Linked DNA regions of Homo sapiens: region 1 is linked to region 2. A link is a loop called in an ENCODE intact Hi-C map of the cell type or tissue named here. Cell type or tissue: CD4-positive, alpha-beta T cell. All regions are shown on one strand. Links, peaks and the distances in the headings refer to the core of each region. The heading gives the core; the rest is flanking DNA. Region 1 overlaps HIPK2 (homeodomain interacting protein kinase 2). Region 2 overlaps HIPK2 (homeodomain interacting protein kinase 2).

Region 1 (9,480 bases), core at 746-8,745, 96 kb after region 2:
GCTGCTAACTTGGCCCCAAATAACTCCTTTTGGTAACTCTGCTATACTGCTTTGAATGAAGCCATCAACCACTGTGGGTGAGCCAGCCTTGCCCTGCAGTGGGTGAGTACAGACAACCCATAATTGTTTATCTACAGGACATGGTGTCAAGAGCTCATAAGCAATCTGAAAATTCCCAATCCAATCCAGTGCTGAAGCAAACACTGATAAGACACAAACGCTTTTTCAGCTTCTTTCTCCAGGAAACTGATGGGATCAATGAAAAGAAAATAAAACAATTCAAAGAATCCTTTTTGAAACAAGAGTGGCATTGGCTAATTTTTTTTTTTTTTTTTTTTTTTTGAGACAGGGTCTCACTGTCACCCAGGCTGGAGTAGAGTGGTGCAATCATAGCTCATTGTAGGCTCAACTTTCTGGGCTCAAGAGATCCTCCCACCTCAGTCTCCCAAGTAGCTGGGATTACAGGTGTGCGCCATCATGCCTGCCTAATTTATTTTTATTTTTTTATAGAGACGGGGTCTCCCTATGTTGTCCAGGCTGGTCTCGAACTCCTGGGCTCAAGCGATCCTCCTGCCTCACACTCTCAAGGTGCTGGGATTACAGGTGTGAGCCACTGTGCCTGGCTGGGTTAAGAACCTTATTTAGAAAAACACAAAACACCACTTTCTAAACATAGCATATGAATCTGCCAGGGTTGGGGTACCAAAGCACCACTGACTGGGCAGCCTAAACAGCAGACGCTGTCTCACAGTTCAAGAAGCTGGAGTCCAAGACCAAGGTGTCAGCAGGGCTGGTTCCTTCTGAGGGCTGGAAGGGAAGGGTCTGTTCTAGGCCTCCCTCCTTGGCTCACTGATGACTGTCTTCTCTGTGTGTCTCTTCACATCATCTTCCCTCTGTGTGTATCTGTGTCCAAATTTCCCTTTTAATAAGGACATCAGTTGTATTGGGTTAGGGCCCACCCTGATGACCTCACTTTAACCTGATTCCTTCTATAAAGTCCCTACCTCCAAATAAAGTCACATTCTGAGATATGGAAGGTTAGGAATTTAAGATATGAATTTGGCAGGGGGGAAACACAATTCAACCCATAACAATAGTTTTAAGGAAACCAAAAGCATTTTACTAAAGTATAATTTTCTCAGGTTAAATAATTACCATATTCCAAAAGAAGTCTCTTCGGTTTTCCCTTCTTGGAGATAAGACATTTCACTTTGTGCTTTCTCTATATCTTACCTTAAAGGACCTATAAGTTCATTTCAATTAGTCTAATATCATAGCTGGAAACAAGTAAAAGCATACTATCTACTTTAAATTAAGCTCTGCATGAGTTGATGTTACAACGCTTCTGAAAAAGGCCATATAGGAATGTATCTCTCAATCTACTGAGGAGCAACTGTAGTCACTTTGGTATAAAAGAGAATTGGAGCCAGGTTCAGTGGCTCACACCTGTAATTCCAATGCTTTGGGAGGCCGCGATGGGTGGACTGCTTGAGCCCAGAAGTTCAAGACCAACCTGGGCAACATGGTGAAATCCTGTCTCTACAAAAAACAAAAAAAATTAGCCAGGTGTGGTGGTGCACACCCATAGTCCCAGCTATTCGGGAGGCTGAGGTGGGAGGATCACTTGAAGCTGGGAGGTAGAGGTTGCAGCAAGCTGTGATTGCAACACTGCATTCCAGCCTGGGTGACAGAGTAGACCCTGTCTCTGAGAGAGAGAGAGAGAGAGAGAGAGAGAGAGAGAGAGAGAGAGAGAGAGAGAGAGAGAGAATTGGGAGTGGCTTATTAATAACACAAAAACTAGGTTTCCAGTTTTGATTCTGTGTGTGTCTGAGGCAGAACCTAAGTAGGCCCCAAAAGCCACCTCAAGAGTGGCTGGCAGTGGGCGGCCAAGTTCAGGCCACCCCTCTTCATGCCCCTCAGCATCGAGGAGGAGCCCCGGCTTGGTTCTTCCTCGTGTGCCCTCTCTCACCTGCCATCCACATTGTTCTGTTTTTCAACACTGCATTTTCTTTCCAATGGAGGATCTCAAGAAGACAACCTTTTAAATAAACGTGGTGGGATGAAAAAGGCAAACACCCACAAACTATGAAAACAAAATCAGCTGTACTTCTGGTTTCAACCCAGAGGAATTCCATTTAAATCCACATTTTTTCAAAGATCTAGAAGGCTGCTTACCTTGTCCCTGAAATGTTCTAAATAAGGACGGTTAAAGTTTCAGCAGTACCAGTTTTCAGGTGTTTGAATCACAAACCTTTACGAAAGAAAGCACCTTCCCTGAATTTTTCAGCCACTTCCTAACATGACATACCAATGTCCCTCCATTCACTACTGGTTCAAAATCCTCACTGACCACCTCAAGAGACAAGTAAACCAGACCTGCAGCAGATACTGAGGAGGCCAGGTGTGTGCCTGGCAACGGAAGGTAAGCCTCAGATGGACTTTTCCTATCCTTTAGAAATGTTTGGTAAAGTCTAAATCAAGACTAAAAATCTGGTAGGCTTTTTCTCTTCTGAGCAAGAGTGAATTTGTTAGCCTTAAATGTCTGGTACTATGTTGGTAAAGTAAAATGATGCGTTTTACTAGCCAAACACCCATTTCCGGCCCAGTCCACAGCTGAGGTGCCTTTTTGAGCTACCTCAGGTTCTACTTCAGAAATGTTTGTGGCACACAGAATCAGAACTGGAAATCTACTCTATTCTTTCCCATTTTGGTGTTCTTGTTACCATGTCACTGCAATTTTTTCTCTCTTTTTTTTTTTTTGGAGACAAAGTCTCACTCTGTCGCCCAGGCTGGAGTGCAGTGGTGAGATCTCGGCTCACTGCAACCTCCACCTCCCAGGTTCAAGCAATTCTCCTGCCTCAGCCTCCCGAGTAGTGGGGATTACAGGCATGAGCCAACATGCCCGGCTAATTTTTGTATTTTTAGTAGAGATGGGGTTTCACCATGTTGGCCAGGCTGGTCTCAAACTCCTGACCTCTGGTGATCCACCTGCCTTGGCTTCCCAAAGTGCTAGGATTATAGGCATGAGCCATCGCACCTGGCCCTAATTTTCATTTAAACTAAAAACTGTGTAGATTCTATTACTATGTGTCCTCCCAAAAGATATGTTAAGTCCTAACCCCCAGTACCTGTGAATGTGATCTTTTTTGGAAATGGGGTCTTTTCAGAGGTAATCAAGTTACAATAAATTCATTAAGGTGAGCCGTAATCCCATATGACTGGTGTCCTTGTAAGAGGAGACACAGACATACACACAGAGTGCGGGCCACACATCGACAGAGGCAGAGACTGGAGCAATGCAGCTGTAACCCAAGGGATGCCCAGCATTGTTGGGAGCCATCAGAAGCCGAGAGAAGGCAAGAAGGGGATTTACCTGGAGTCTTCGAGGGAACGTGGCCCTGCCAACTCCTCCAAAACTGTGAGAGAAGACATTTCTGTTGTTTTAGGCCACCTATTAATAGTTTGTGTTAATTTGTTACAGTCACCCTATGAAACTAGTACCCTCTGCAAAATAAGTCAGGATGTATTTCATTGAAAAGGCATGTCTGTACTCAAGCTATGATAAAGTATTTATAACAATCGCAAAGTGACGCTGGCCAAATGGCAGGTTGCCCTCTCAGCCTCCCGGCCTGTGTCTGTGGCCTCTTGGTTAAAAAGCAACAGAAGCATCTACAGCTTTACTCCCACGTTTTAGTCTTAATTCCTGCCAGGGCACTATACACCTCCTCTCCTTATGCAAATATATTTGTTCATTGTGATTGAGGTTTGACTTCAAAACAACAAAATTTCTAAGGAAGGCATCTAAAGTTCGATCTGTTCTCATCAGTGACGTCCACAGTTAAGAGGCCACAGACGGCACTTCCTCAAACCTGCCTTTTCTAAACCTCAACTTCTTGCTGAGTTATACAAAGGAACCAGGACAAAGGGCCGCCAAATGGGTTCTGCGCTCAGTGCAACACCTGTTTGCACACCCCTTGTACTCATGTTTATGTATTTCTTTGAGCATTTCTCTCACAGGCTGTTCTCTAACTGCAAAGAAAACTTTGTGAAAGATGTTTTGCAGACACAGTGATGCCGGGGATGTGAGATGCAGATAACCCTTTCCCCCAGGCTCTCTTTAAATACAGGATTCATTTCATCCCCTTCTTAAAGCACAATAATCCATCCTTCTTACTTGATTTAAATAGCAACTGCTATTTACAACAGGAGCTCCATGTTACAACTGTTTTGTTCCTTGGAGAATTGTTTCATTCCCCTCAGTTGCCTTTAACTGACACCTGACTAAACTCAATTAGGGATCACTTCGGGAAAGGTACCACCTCCACAACTCGCAGGGAGAGGGAAGAGCAGGAAGAAACGAAAGGAAGAAAGCTGGAGTGTGGGGAAAGTTGGCACGGATGCTGAGAGGAAAAGGAAAAAGAAACTAAAGATGAGAAAAAGGTGAGAAAAGAGAAGGCAAGTGAAATTATATTGGAGCACACTAAGAATAATAAAGTAGCATTGTAATGTGCTTTGTAAACTATAAAGCATAATAAAAATGCAATGTGGTATTATTTGCAATATTTAAATAGGTGCTTTTGTGTGTGTGTTTGTGGATATGAAAATCAGCTGGTACAGGGATCCCTTGGCAGGGCAACCAGTGGCCCATTCTAAGCTGTGCAAATTAAAGTGGGTTCTTTGGTCTGTTGCAAGGACATTTTTCTACTGTGAGTCACTGTCATCAAGCCAGTCCTGGCGTTATTACCCAACAACTCCATGGCACGGAGCCACTTACACCCAGTGCTGGGAGGAGGTGCCCACTCAGATAATACTGGTTCTTGTAGCGGGGCGCCTTCCCCACGTACATCTAAGATGTCTGATAGCTCTCCTATGTCTTGCTTTAAAACAGACAGGATGGCATTTGGTGATGTAGGCCATCCCTATCTTCATAGGGGTCTGTATTCCAAGAGCTAATTTTCAGATTGTTTCTGCATTCTCAACAACTAGGTCAGATGCCAGTGCTGCCCTTTCTAGCTCTGTGATCTCAGCAAGTTACTTAACCCCTTTCTGCCTCAATCCCCTCATCTCTAAAGTGGAGACAGTAATCATATTTCATAGGGTCCTTGTGAGGAGTAAATGAACATATATATATATAACTATATATAACATATATTATATATGACATTATATAACATATAATATATATAACATATTATATATATATGTGTGTGTGTGTGTGTGTGTGTGTATAAAATAGTGAGTCCCTGATATGGTTTGGATCAGTGTCCCCACCCAAATCTTAAATTGTAATCCCCAGTGTTGGAGGTGGGGCCTGGTGGGAGGTGACTGGATCATGCGGGTGGTTTCTCAAGAATGGTTTAGCACCATTCATCTTGGTACTGTCCTTGCAACGGGAGTGAGTTTTCTTGTGAGATCTGGTGGCTTAAAAGTGTGTGGCACCTCCCCCCTCACTCTCTCTTGCTCCTGCTCTGGCCATGTGAAAGGCTGGCTCCTCCTTCACCTTCCACCATGACTGTAAGTTTCCTGAGGCCTCCCCAGAAACTGAGCAGATGCTAGCATCATGCTTCTTGTACAGCCTGCAGAACCAGAAGCCAATTAAACCTCTTTTCTTTATAAATTACCCAGACTCAGGTATTTCTTTATAGCAATGCAAGAATGGACTAATACAGTCCTAAACAAGCGTTTAGTGAAAACTGAGGGGAGGGTGGTCAGCTAGCTCCCAGAGGCCTAGCTAACACAGAATAGAATTTACTTTCAAAGCTTCTGCATCTCTTTTCCATGTAACATTTTAACCAAAAGCACTATCCTTGGTCATAACTGAGACCCAGTTTCTATGTACAATATGCTTATTGCAGATTTGTATCTACTGTATAAACAATGATCTCAACTTTTTTGATTAAGCACTTAATCAGGGGAAAAGAGAACACTCCTGATATATGTGATTTTTATAATTAAAAATAATCTATGTTTTACTTTCCAATACAGTATTGTTAACCAAAAACACAAATATAGAAAAATTTAAAGGATAAAGTGAGATAAAATATACATATTCAAATTTTCTTCTGTATCCTAATACGTTGTCTTGCACCCATTACTTTGAAAAGCTGTGCTGTAATTCAGGTAAGCTAAGCCATGTAACTTAGAATTAGTCTTGGCCAAATGATCCACCTTGGACAATAAGAAGTACGCAAGAAGTAGCATTCTCAGGCAAAAGCCTTTCCGGCCAGTGTGTGACTCCTCTTTCCCTTATATTACGGTAACCAACCATGGTCTGGGGAGGAGCAGCTCCTTTGCCTGGTCAGTGAAAGAGGGTAACAAAGAGCAGAGACCCCAGCTGACCCAAGATGTGGCGCAAGTGTGAAGCAAACCTCTGTTGTTTGTTACTGCTGTACAACTTAGGCCATCCTAACCAGTGCTGGAATATTCGTTAATGCTGCCATCCCTAATGAGTCACAATTAACGTGGTTTAGTGTAATTCTATTGTGAGGCACAGCATGCTCACCTAGCAAAACCAGAGCACACGTTTTTAAAGACAACGTTAAAATTCCGAAATAGTTCAGTCCCTTTCTTCCATGTTTTAGCATCACTTCCATTCCCCAGGAGAATGCTTCAGGAGATCAATGTGTCAAATGATGAAACTACTCTCATCACCACCAGTGTTAGTGATTTCAAGTGTGCACGTACTAATCCCCCACCTAATAACTTTTCTGAACAAGTGGAAGGCACGGGATCTTCAGTGACAAATGCTCTGGTTTGGTTTGCAAACTTTGACGCAAATCACTCTCTGGTGACTAAAATTGGAAGATGCCCTACAGGAGTCTGGCACTGCTGCATACAGGCCTAAGTGCCCCCATGGGAGAATCAGCTTTTACCCTGGGCTGATGTTTTCTCTGGGAAAAATGGACTTTCCACACCCTGCCCCCTAAATGCATTCCCATGCTCCATGACGCCACGGTTGTGCTCTTGGTAAAGAATATTTAAGTTCTGACATCATGATAACCATGGGTATTATTCATGGTAAGCTCACAAGCCTGGGAAGGCACATTCTGTACTCTCTTTATCACTGAAGTCAGCAATGGTTTTAAAAATAGCATGGCTCACACACCCAGGGGACCACTGATTCATTAATGGCCAAATACACACTACTGTGGACTCCTAACTTGTATGGTGTTTTAGATTGTGATTTCTAGAATCAAGGCACACACATTTATCATTTCCCTCATAGGAGTGTTATGCTGTACTAATTTATAAATAGAGATCTGCAGATCCTAAATGAAGGAACCCTCAAAAATTACAAAACCAGGATTTGACAAGCCGTATGATTTGTGACTCCAAAATGACGTAAAATGTAATTAATGAGAATATCTACCAACTTGGTATAACTATGATATGTCATACCTAAATAAAGAGAGATGATGTTACAAAGATAATTGACACTAATCTTAGTGAAGTCTAGAAGTAAGTCATAGGTTTTTCACTGTCGAGGGGGGAAGGGAATATTTGATTCTAGATATCCCATGCAGGTTCTTTAAGAGAAGTATCCCATGAGCAGAGAATGTTTTCATGATTTATAAATACATTTAGAAGTACATGACGACTTAAGCCTTTTGCTTAAATTCTGTGCTAAATAAGCAACTTTCTCATCTCTTACTGGGATTCCAGAGAGGACCTTCTGACCAAGGAGAAAATACCTTGATATGTAGGCCTAGCTTCTCTGGATGCTAGGATTATCTCTCTTTAAATGATTCAGATTGATCCATCAGCCTTTTATAGAATTAGTTAGTATGAACCAGTCTTTTAGAACCCAATAATCCTTAAATTTATGGAGTCAAATTTCCAAATCTGCTAGGCTGAGGACTGTAGAGGACAGAGTGAGCAGCATCCAGGAATATCTGCTGAGCACCTACGATGTCCAAGCACCACCCCAAGAGTGGCAGGTGACCACTGGCATTGTGAAAGAAAGGGCTACCTGTTTTTCAGGTCAACAGGACGAGATGGGCCAAGGGGAGAAGAGATAACTGACCACAGAAGGAAGTCGCAACTGTTGCCCATTGAACGGTGCAGGCTTCAGAGAGTGGATGGAGTGCTCTCAGAGTCAGCGACCCCTTTACACACGAGAGTGCACCCCAAGGCGAAGCCAGGGGTGAGCTGAAACACAGAGGCCAGTGAGCACTGGGTTCCAGGGACAGATGAGACCCATTTTTATTTAAGATTCATAAGCCATCCACTGCCTACAGGACCTGGGATAGTGTGCAGATACAATACAAAGCACAATATGAAAATAAGATAAAACAGGACCAAACCCATCTAAGGGAACATCAGGAAGAATAAAACCATGCCTGTGGTTGAGGGCTCTGCATTGCAGTGAGTGACAAAAGGGTCTGGAAAGGCTGGAGTCAGCGTGGCAGGTCTTTGGTGCCTAGTTTCGATTTTGTTCTGTTGAGGAGTCACAGGAGGTGGCTGAGAGGGGAGGGAGGAATGGTACCACTTCTGAGTGGGAAATGAAAGCATGTGGCCAGGGGCTTGGCACCCACCATGAAGGCGCATCTGAGAGGCGATAGGAACCTGCAGGGAAGGTGCAGACAACAAACTAGAGGGATGACCCAAAGACCCTGGCACTGACAGGTAGGAAAGGAACCACGATAATGTGGAAGCCACAGGATCAGGTGACAGGAGAATGAAGGGAAGGCTGGTCCCCTTTGGCGTCCTTGCTGACTTCAAGTGGCAGAGGAAGGCATGACCTGGTAGACAGAGGGGCCAATGCCCTGAAGAAGCATTCACCAGGGCACTGCAACTCTGTTTCCAGAAGGGGCTCGCACACACCAGTGTCAGGGTGGCCAAGGTGCTTCCCTGAGGGAACTCCCACAGCAGGACGCGGAGAGCACACCCTCCTGGCACAGATGCCCTCTGCTCTGCCCTGATTCCCAGGGAGGGCATCTCCAAGGCCAGAGCTGACCTGAAACAAAATCAGCTCTCAGGCACTCCTAGGAGTTACTGTCCTGGGCCAATACCCTTTGTTGAAGCTGGGAGGATGCTATCGAATAACATAAAAACTTAATGCCTACGCTGGAGCTATGGAGTACAACAGGAACTACAATCCTACAAAACACAGCAACCCTTGCGGAACCACAAAGGCCAATCAAAGCCATTTACCCAACTAGGGTGCCTCATGTTACGCATAAGATATTAACAGAGAATGTCCGAATGTATGTTTTCCTTCCAACGGCTGGATGCAGGGAAGCTCTCTGGTTCTTTCACTAGCATCAAGTATACTCAATTTACTCCTCCAAACAAGCCACACAGGCCCAGCGCTAAGAGTCTTCCCTGTCAGTTCTCAAAAGGTGGTCAAGGGGTAGAAACTCTGTTGCCATCTTGCACCATACGGCTCTCAGCAGCTCGCCTTGTGGTCCTGACCTTGCCAGCCAAGCCCTTTTCATTCCGTTTTAGTTAAGCAGAAAATGAAGCTATCAGCTCCATTTC
Region 2 (9,328 bases), core at 846-8,845:
CTCAGGAGAGGCGCTGTGCTACAACAATCCTTCCATTCTTTGGCTTGGTCCCCTCCATTAGTGGAGGGCCCACTTGGAAGGTTGGCTGAGATGAAGGATAAGTCTGTGTGTTTAGAACACACCTACAGAGAACCACGTCTACTGACTTCATTACCTTCACACGCCAATCAGATGAGCTAACAACCATTTTAGAGATATTCTGAAGTTATCTTTTGTAGCTGAAAGTCTGGGAAACTAATCTTCAGAGAATGCCTGGTTTTTACAAAGGAGTTCTGAAACGCAGGTCTTCTATTTTCTTCTGTCTATCTAGAGATGGGAACTCACTATGTTGCCTAGGCTGGAGTGCAGTGGCTATTCACAGGCATGATCATAGCTCGCTATAGTCTTGAACTTCTGAACTCAAACAATCCTTCTGCCTCAGCCTCCTGAGTAGCTGGGTCTATAGGAATGCACAACCACACCTAACTCGAGGTATTCTATCTTCAGGAAGATGTAAAACAAGCTGTCCCCTTCCCAAAATAACGGGATTAAGTCCAATATCTGTTTATGCCAATTATCCTTTCTTAAGAATTTACATCACACTTTCTTAAGGAAACATTGCTATTTTTTATTAGCTTCTAAAAAGCTAATCTTCTTAGAAGTTACCTAATATTACAATTATAGAACCCCATTCATGAATACAGAGTCTGGTATCAACCAGGATTCCAGCGTAAACTCCATGAACAACCTGTTCCTGAATGCAGGAGTTCTGTCCCTTCAAGGAAATCACCTAAACCCCAAGAGAACATTTCACAGGGAGTTGGTAATCAACACTAAAGAGACCACCCAGGTACATCTTCTTTTCTAAGAATCTGTCATGATTAGGTAGGGGTATGTTTTGGACAAAACCAGGCTCAAAGTTTGAGATATGAACACAGCTTATGTTTTTTTAAAAAAATATGTCTCAAGGCCAGGCACGGTGGCTCATGCCTGTTATCCCAGCACTTTGGGAAGCTGAGGCAGGTGGACTGCTTGAACCCAGGAGTTCAAGAGCAGCCTGGGCAACATGGCAAAACCCTGTCTCTACCAAAAACAAACAAACAAACAAACAAACCCAAATTAGCAGGGTGCGGTGGTGTGTGCCTATAGTCCCAGCTACCTGGGAGGCTGAGGCGGGAGGATTGCTTGGACCCGGGAGGTGGAGGTTGCAGTGAGCTGAGATTGCACCACTCTACTCCAGCCTGGACGACAGAAATAGACCCTGTCTCAAAAAAAAAAAAAAAAAAAAAAAAGAAAGAAAGTAGCTCAAGGCATTCTGCTGATAATGAAATGCATTAGCCTGATTTTTGTTTTCTCTATAAATTTTCCACTTCACTAAGAGATGGTAGAAGAGGCTACTTTCCTACCCTTTCTGCAGCCTGGAGTGGGAGTGAAGGGAGCTGGGGAGACCTTTCTCTTGGTTACCTTTCACACACCTAGCATGAGAGTGGGGAGGAAGAGGGCGATCAGAAACACCCCCACTGGTCTTGGATCTTCTAGCTGAATTTTTCTCTACTGAAAAAGTACCTCCTCTTCCCCCTTTAAATTTGTTCTCATTGCTAATCTTTTTTCTTTATATAATAGTATTGAAAAGAAGAAAACAAACAAAACCCAAAAATGTCTTATTACCAAGTTCTGATTTTTCACAAGTAAAATGGAGTTTGGCCAGGTGTGGTGGCTCATGCCTGGAATCCCAGCACTTTGGGAGGGTGAGATGGGAGGATCACTTGAGCCCAGGAGTTTCAGACCAGCCTGGGCAACAGAGTGAGACCCTGTTTCTTAAAAAAAAAAAAAGGGGTTAGGCGCAGTGGTTCAGGCCTGTAATCCCAGCACTTTGGGAAGCCAAGGTGGGAGGATCACTTGAGGTCAGGAGTCCAAGACCAGCCTGGTCAACATGGTGAAACCCTGTCTCTACTAAAAATACAAAAATTAGCCAGGCGTGGTGGCGCAGGTCTGTAATCCCAGCTATTCAGGAGGCTGAGGCATGAGAATCGCTTGAACCCAGGAGGCAGAGGCTGCAGTGAGCCGGGATCGTGCCATTGTACTCCAGCCTGGGTGACAGAGTAAGAGTCCGTCGCAAAAAGAAAAAAAAAAAAAGCCAGGCATGGAGGTGCGCACCTGTGGTCCCAGCTACTCAGGAGGCTGAAGTGGGAGGACTGCTTGAGCCCAGGAGTTTGAGGGTGCCATGAGCCATGATTTGCACCATTGCACTCCAGCCTGGTAACAGAGCAAGACCCTGTCTCAAAAAAAAAAAAAAATTTTAGTTTATTCCTTTCCTCACAACTAGAGACTGGGTACTGGCTACTACGTGCTTCTAGAGTACCAGTCACACTTGCCGGTCTGGGCAGCAGAAGGAGTGACCGCTGGGGGCTGGAGTGAGTTGCCTTGTTGCTATTTAATGAACCTTCCGTTGTCCCCATCGCCTGCTGCTGGGCGTCTTCAGCTGCCAGTGTTCTGCTTGGCACTTCACCCCCTTTGGCCTTTGTCTCCTTTGGTCCCCACATTGGACTGCGCATGTATTGTCAGGGGCCACTCTTACTCACTGGCACTGATGAGCTGGGGATGCCTGTGGTGGCTCCAAGACATGTCCCTGCTGCACCCTTGTCTTCCATGTGACCACGAGCCCACCACCTGCCTAGGCCACCTGTGTCAGTGTTGGCCACATACCAGGGCCCCCAGGTTCACTCATCATTGTGTGTAACTGATAAGATTACTGCCAGGTTGCCTCTAGCAGTGCCTTTAGAGATCGTTTCAGTTTATTTAAAACATCACATCCCTTAGAAAAAAGAAGGGACTATCTGTTTCAGGTTTTTTTTTTTTTTTTTTTTTGAGACAGAGTCTTGCTCTGTTGCCCAGCCTGGAGTGCAGTGGCATGATCTTGGCTCACTGCAACCTCCACCTCCTGGGTTCAAGCGATTCTCGTGCCTCAGCCTTCCAGGTAGCTGGGATTACAGGCACCTACCACCAGGTCTGGCTAATTTTTGTATTTTTAGCAGAGGCGGGTTTTCACCATGTTGGCCAGGCTGGTCTCAAGCTCCTGATCTCAAGTGATCCACCTGCCTCAGCCTCCCAAAGTGCTGGGATTACAGGCAGGAGCCACCATACCTGGCCAGAAAAGAAGGGAATATCTGAAAAGAACACTACCAAAAAAAGTATTATGGTGTCAGAACCTGCTTTTCTCTCTGCCCTCCCTGTTCTAGAGTCAGGGGTGGCCTCCTGCCTCCTCTCACGTGGATCTAGGCCTCTTCATGGGAGGAGAGTTTTGGCCTGGACTGCTGGCTCAAGGATCAAGCACATTCTCACCTCTGTCCCCCGATTCTTGTCACCTGGCCTCTTGGCTGGCCCCTGCCCTCTTGCAGCCTGACGTTTGGAAGTCTGACGCTCCAGTCTGTAGGTTTGGATGTTTGACACTCAAGTAAGTCTTAGGAAGGCCGGTCTGGCCCCAGGGGACTTCTCTGAACTTGACTATGGGCCTGCCCTTCCTATCAGGTTAGTTACGTGGTTCTCATGGCCCGGAAGGCTGTTCCTAACCCACGGAAACCTCGTTTTCCAGTTTCCATTCCCCAGTGATGAACAAGGCAGACTGCAACAACTAAAATGGCCACACAAAGGCACTTTAGTGATGTTCTTTAGCAGGAAACACCAGACATAGATTTTGACGACTGACGTGACATGAACGGGGCCTGGGAAAATTGCTTGTAGTCCACCAAGAAAATGAAATGGCAGCCATTCACGGTACCATGATACGTGCCGCAGAATGTTCCTGCTGCGACCGTAAAGAACAAATGCCCAGGCATCTGGCTAGGTGGCTGGGAGACAGTACTGTCTGCGAAGGCCTCTGATGCTGCGAAAGCCACATCAAAGCACACAGGACAACTCGAGTCGAATACAAAACGTGTGTCACAGAAAGACACAGACATAAAAATCGAGCCGACACAGCACACCACATGCTCTAGCGGCTCCCACGTTAGAAAACAAAGCAGAACACAAGAACAAAACAGAACACAAAAAACAAAACAAAAGCCCCAAACACAAACCTTTCCTAATCCCTTCGTCTCCCAGCAGCTGCTGCCCTAGTTCTCAGCTCCCCTTCAAGGCCCACTCTCTGGAGAGAGTCATCTCCCCCTGTGGTTCCCACCTCTTCACCTCACAGCATTTGCTCAGCTTCCTCTAATTGGAGTTGGACACTCTGCGTCACTGACGCGCTGCACTTGTTGAGATCAGCAGTGATCTCCACGCTGTCACATCTGTTGATCAACTTCTTAGCTCTGTGACCTGGGAGCCACATTTTTTTCACGCGGGTGATCATTCCTTCCTGCCCTGAAACACTTATTCTTGGTTTTCATGACATCGCTTGCTCCCCATATCTGTCCCGCCTCTCTGCTTGTGGCTTGCCCATTTCCTTTGTAGGCTCGCCCTCTTCTATCCAACTGCTGTGTGTTGGCCAAGTCCTAAGCCCACCGTCTTCTCTCCTTCCACCCAGCCCTAGATAATTGTTATGGGTTGAATTGTGTCCCCCTAAAAGTTATGTTGAACTCCTAATTCCTGGCACCTTGGCATGTGACTTTATTTAGGAATGGAGTTGCTGCAGATATAATTAGCTAAGATGAGGTCACACTGGAGTAGGTGGGCCCTAATCCAATGTGACTTGCATCCATATCAGAGGGAAATCTGGACATAGATACTGACACAGCAGCAAGATGGTCATGTGAAAAGGGAGGAAGAGATTGGAGTGATGCTGCCACAAGCCAAGGAACACCTGGAGCCACCCGAGGCAGGAAGAGACAAGGAAGGCTCTACCCCTGGAGCCTTCAGAGGGAGCATGGCCCTGTTGACACCTTGATTTTGGATGTCTTTTGTTTTAAGCCAGATATTTTGTGGTACCTATTTCAGCAGCCCTAGGAAACTGACAGTCATCTTACTCGCTCCATAGGTTTAAATTCCATTTGTATTCCCAGGTTTGTCTCCATCTTGGAATTCTCCTTCTGGCTCTAGATTTGCATTCTGGAAGCCTGGTATTGCCTCTGGAATGTCTCATAGTCATCTCCAATTCCACACGTCTAGAAGGGAACTATTCTCTGATCCCCCTCTCTAAACATATTCCTTCCACTGTCCTCCTCATTTTATGAAAGGGAACCACCACCCTCCAGCTGCTTAGGCAGAAATCCAGGAAAGATGTTTGATTTCTTCATCCCCACCATCTATCCACTAACATGGCCAGCTCCAAAGTCTCAAGTCAGCCCCTGATTCTCCATCCCCCCTGCCGCAGCAGTGGCGCTGGTCACCCCTGCGTCACCTGGAGCTTCCACTGCAGCCTTTCCACTTGTCTCTCCCTTCCTTGTGCCCACTTCCTCCATGGCAGCCACAGGGAACAGATGGCACCCCACCCCCTTGCCGTAAGCCTTCAGGGGCTCCCCACTGGACTTGGAATGAAATCTAGACCCCTCCATGGCCATGGGGCCTCCACGATTGGGACCCTGCCCACCTCTCCACCATCACTGCCAACCACTCTCCTAGCTTAATACGTTGCAGGCCCGTTGGTTTCCTTTCCATTTGCAAGAGTACCTGGAGCTCCTTTGGAGCCAGAGTCTTCGTGGGATGCTGTTGCTTCTGCCTTAAATGCTCTCCCTGCTGGCTGTCACATGGCTGCCTCCTTCTCATCCCTCAAATCTTAGCTCAGCTGTCACGCTACAGACAGGCCTCCCTTGACACCAGTTAGTCTTCATATAGGGTGCCATAAATGCCACTTCACAGCACTTTCTTAACCTGCTCACTGTCTGTCTTCCCTGACCAAGTCTATGAGGGCAGCGCAGGCATTCGGTAGCCACTCATTAAGCATTTGTTGATCAAATAAACCTTTATTAAATATAAGAAAGTGTTAAAATATGGATTAAGACAAAGCTCTAAGGCAGTGCAGATAAAAGAGAGTAGAAGGGCTGAATCATTATGCAGCAATCAAGGTTTGGGCATGAGGGGGCAGGATTTAGCCCAAGGAGGAGCAGAAGCTGAGGCTCAGAGAGGGGCACGAGCAACCCGGCTCACACTCACCACAGCAGGGCAGACAGCAGGAGTGCCAAGGACACCTACTTGCAGGTGGCCAACAAAAGAATTACAGCAAAAATGACAGGGAGGAGGAACAGGAGGGCTAGAAGTGGCACCTGGCTCATGCAGGGTTAGGACTTGGGACCTCAGGGATTTAGCCCAAACCTCTTATTTTATGGCCATTGTCATTACGCCCTCTAGAGCCTCCACCTTAGCTCTTATGTTGAAGACTTTATCCTGCGCAGTCCCACTGCAGCATGCGAAATCACATGCTCTTCCATCTGGGCCTCACTACAGCCACCTGCTGCTCTCTTGCCTTTGGTTTTAACCTTTTCCAATCCACTCTGGATCCCTCTCCCACCCCTAAGGGTGCAGCCTTTTCTCTGCACTCATGAGACATGTTTCAGATACAGCCTGCTCCCCTCCCTGCCCGCTTCCATTCTTCCTTATTCAAACAGACACTGCCCACTGTCTCTGTGCTGGCTCTACCAGGTGACAAGCATACAAAGATCAATGACATACTCAGACCAGATTGGTCCAATAAATACTAACTGAGCACCCACTGGCCCCACAGAACCATCTTAAAGAATTTCCTCATCGCTATTTTGGGACATCAGAAATACTTTAAACATATATATGAAGTGTCAGACAAAATCTGCACCTAAGAAAGAGGACTCATTCCTTTCCAACATTCCCAAAGCAAGCCACTAAACATTCTTGTTCTGGAGAAAGAGAGTAAATAATTGTCTTTTTTTTTTTTTTTTTTTGAGACAGAGTCTCACTCTGTTGCCCAGGCTGGAGTGCAGTGGCGCGATCTTGGCTCACTGCCAGCTCCACCTCCCGGGTTCACGCCATTCTCCTGCCTCAGCCTCCTGAGTAGTTGGGACTACAGGCGCCCACCACCATGCCCGGCTAATTTTTCGTATTTTTAGTAAAGACGCGGTTTCACCATGTTAGCTAGGATGGTCTCGATCTCCTGACCTCGTGATCCGCCCGCCTCGGCCTCCCAAAGTGCTGGATTACAGGCGTGAGCCACCACGCCCAGCCAATAATTGTCATTTTTGACACACAAATACGTTTGCATATCTGCCTCTACTATACCTCCTGGAGGGCAGGGTCTGCATCTCACTTGTCCTTGATCCTCAGCCTGGCACACAGAAGCTGCTTCGTAAACAGCTGCTCAACACCCAGCCCATAAACCCTCAGGTAAGGGAGGTAGTTCCCCATTTGGCCCCCAGGAATCTTTGGGGACTTCAGACCATTTTGCTGGGATCTGATCTTGCAGAGGCCTTGTCCCCCTGCTCTGCTAGTCTATAAGGCTCTGAGGTCCTAGAAGTTCAAAGTCAAGTCTAAAATGTTTCTTTTCATCCAGCCCACCTGAAGCATGTTGGATGGTTGCTAAAGCATGCTTAATCTTCAGGGAAGCTCATTCTGACAGTCATTCTGAGCCAGAATTTGTTTCAAGCTGTCCTCACTCACTTATTAGAATATTCAACCACCATTTACTAAGTGTTTCCTCTGTGCCAGGTACTGTGCTGGGTGCTAAAGATCAAAAAGTAAACCAGACCCTGCAGCTCTTCCAGGAGTTCACCGTCTAGCCAAGGTAGCAGCATAGCGACATCTGACATACAATGTGTGAAGTGTGTACATAGTACACAAAGATGGGGGAAATTGGAGGAGGAGAGAGAAAGCAGGATGGGCTTCCCAGGAGGAGTCTGAGCTGAGCCTTAGTAAGTGGCCAGGCAGGGGTGGCTACCACACACAGAGCAGCGCAAGTCCCCCAACCCCCATGTCACTGCTGTATCTCCAGCGCCTAGCACGCAGCCTGGGCATGTAGGTGCTCCATACACATTTGTAGAAGGAATGAGTCTATGTCAAGTGCACACCCTCAGCAGTTGCCAGTTTTCCCTGGAGCTGGCAATGCCACCTTGTCAGTACCTCCTATGTGAGAGGCAGACAGCTTGGCCTTTCTGTTTCAGAGTTTACATGGTTTTTTGGGTTGATCATCACATGTCGGTTGCTTCCACAGGGGCTGTTCCTGTTCTCGGTTCGGTTTCAGGCAGGTAGGGCTGCTGGTTCCTGAATACTGTGAGTGAGCATTTCCAGGTTCTGTCATAACTGATCTCTCATTTGCTCTTCCTCACCTTCACTGCTACAGCTCCACCCCATGGAACCATCTTAAAGAATCGCCTCATTACTATTTTGGGACATCAAAAATACTTTAAACACACATGAAGTGTCAGACAAAATCTGCACCTAAGAAAGAGGGGGATAATTTCTTTCCAACATTCTCATAGGAAGACACTGAAAATTCTATCTTTCTAAAGAAAGAGGAAAAACAACTGTCATTTTGGACACCATCAATATGGAAGCTTTGATGATTTAGCTCCACTCGCTCTCTTGACTGCACACACTGAGAAGCATTCCCAGATCATGTCCAGATCATATGACCCTGCAGGGGAATGGCCTCCAGTGGAGGTGTAGAGGCTGCAGAAGTCAAGAGGGCGTGGCCCGCACTTGGGATCCCAGTGTTCACCGGGTTGAATCCCAGCCCTGTCAGGTACTGGTTGTGTACCTACTTCTGGGTACAGGTATGAAGACTAGGTTAAACAGAGCATCATAGGGGGGCACCTTGCAGAGGCCTGGCATAGAGTAGTCAGCTGAACAATACTAAACCACTTATCTATAACACGTCTAAGTCCATGTGAAAGCAATGAAATAAACAGATCATCCCTCTTCCTTATTTTTTTTTTCTTTTTGAGACAGGGTCTCGCTCTGTTGTCCAGGCTGGAGTGCAGTGGCACAATCTTGGTTGACCGCACCTTCCACCTCCTGGGCTCAAGCAACCCTCCCTCCTCAGCCTCCTGAGTAGCTGGGACCACAGGCACATAGAAACAGGGTTTCACCATGTTGCCCAGGCTCTTCTTGAGCTCTTGAGCTCAAGCAATCCTTCCGCTTCAGCCTCCCAAAGTGTTGGGATTATGGGTATGAGCCACTGCACCCAGCTTCCTCATTTTTTAAAGCCACTTTCTTTCTGATATGGAACACTCTGTTGAAATACATTAAAGCATATACACTAAACAACTGTTTCATTTATTTACACAAAAAGCTGAAAAGATTAATATAACCAACAGTGAAGTACCTACCACCTAGCTTTAGAAATAAAAACTCCCTGGCCGGGTGCAGTGGCTCACGCCTGTAATCCCAGTACTTTGGGAGGCCGAGGTAGGTGGATCACCTGAGGTCAGGAGTTCGAGACCAGCCTGGT

The links. Peaks named below come from ENCODE experiments on the same cell type or tissue, not always from the same donor. Only the 100,000 strongest peaks of a DNase experiment are listed, where the experiment ranks them.
Region 1: a loop joins it to region 2, with 3 times the contacts of the local background. A loop is called at or near these places in 23 of 110 quality-filtered maps.

Annotation. Positions count from the first base shown.
Region 1 is chr7:139,727,618-139,737,097 of GRCh38, forward strand. The region is part of intron 1 of HIPK2 (homeodomain interacting protein kinase 2); the gene reads right to left. Among named protein-coding and RNA genes, the nearest start is that of HIPK2, 46 kb to the right of the region's middle. In CD4-positive, alpha-beta T cell, for the core only: no CTCF peak of the experiment used is centred there; DNase peaks (open chromatin) are centred at 3,874 and 4,744.
Region 2 is chr7:139,631,849-139,641,176 of GRCh38, forward strand. All of the region lies in intron 2 of HIPK2 (homeodomain interacting protein kinase 2), which reads right to left. Among named protein-coding and RNA genes, the nearest start is that of CLEC2L, 110 kb to the left of the region's middle. In CD4-positive, alpha-beta T cell, for the core only: no CTCF peak of the experiment used is centred there; DNase peaks (open chromatin) are centred at 3,873 and 4,233; H3K4me3 peaks cover 1,035 bases; H3K27ac peaks cover 1,371 bases.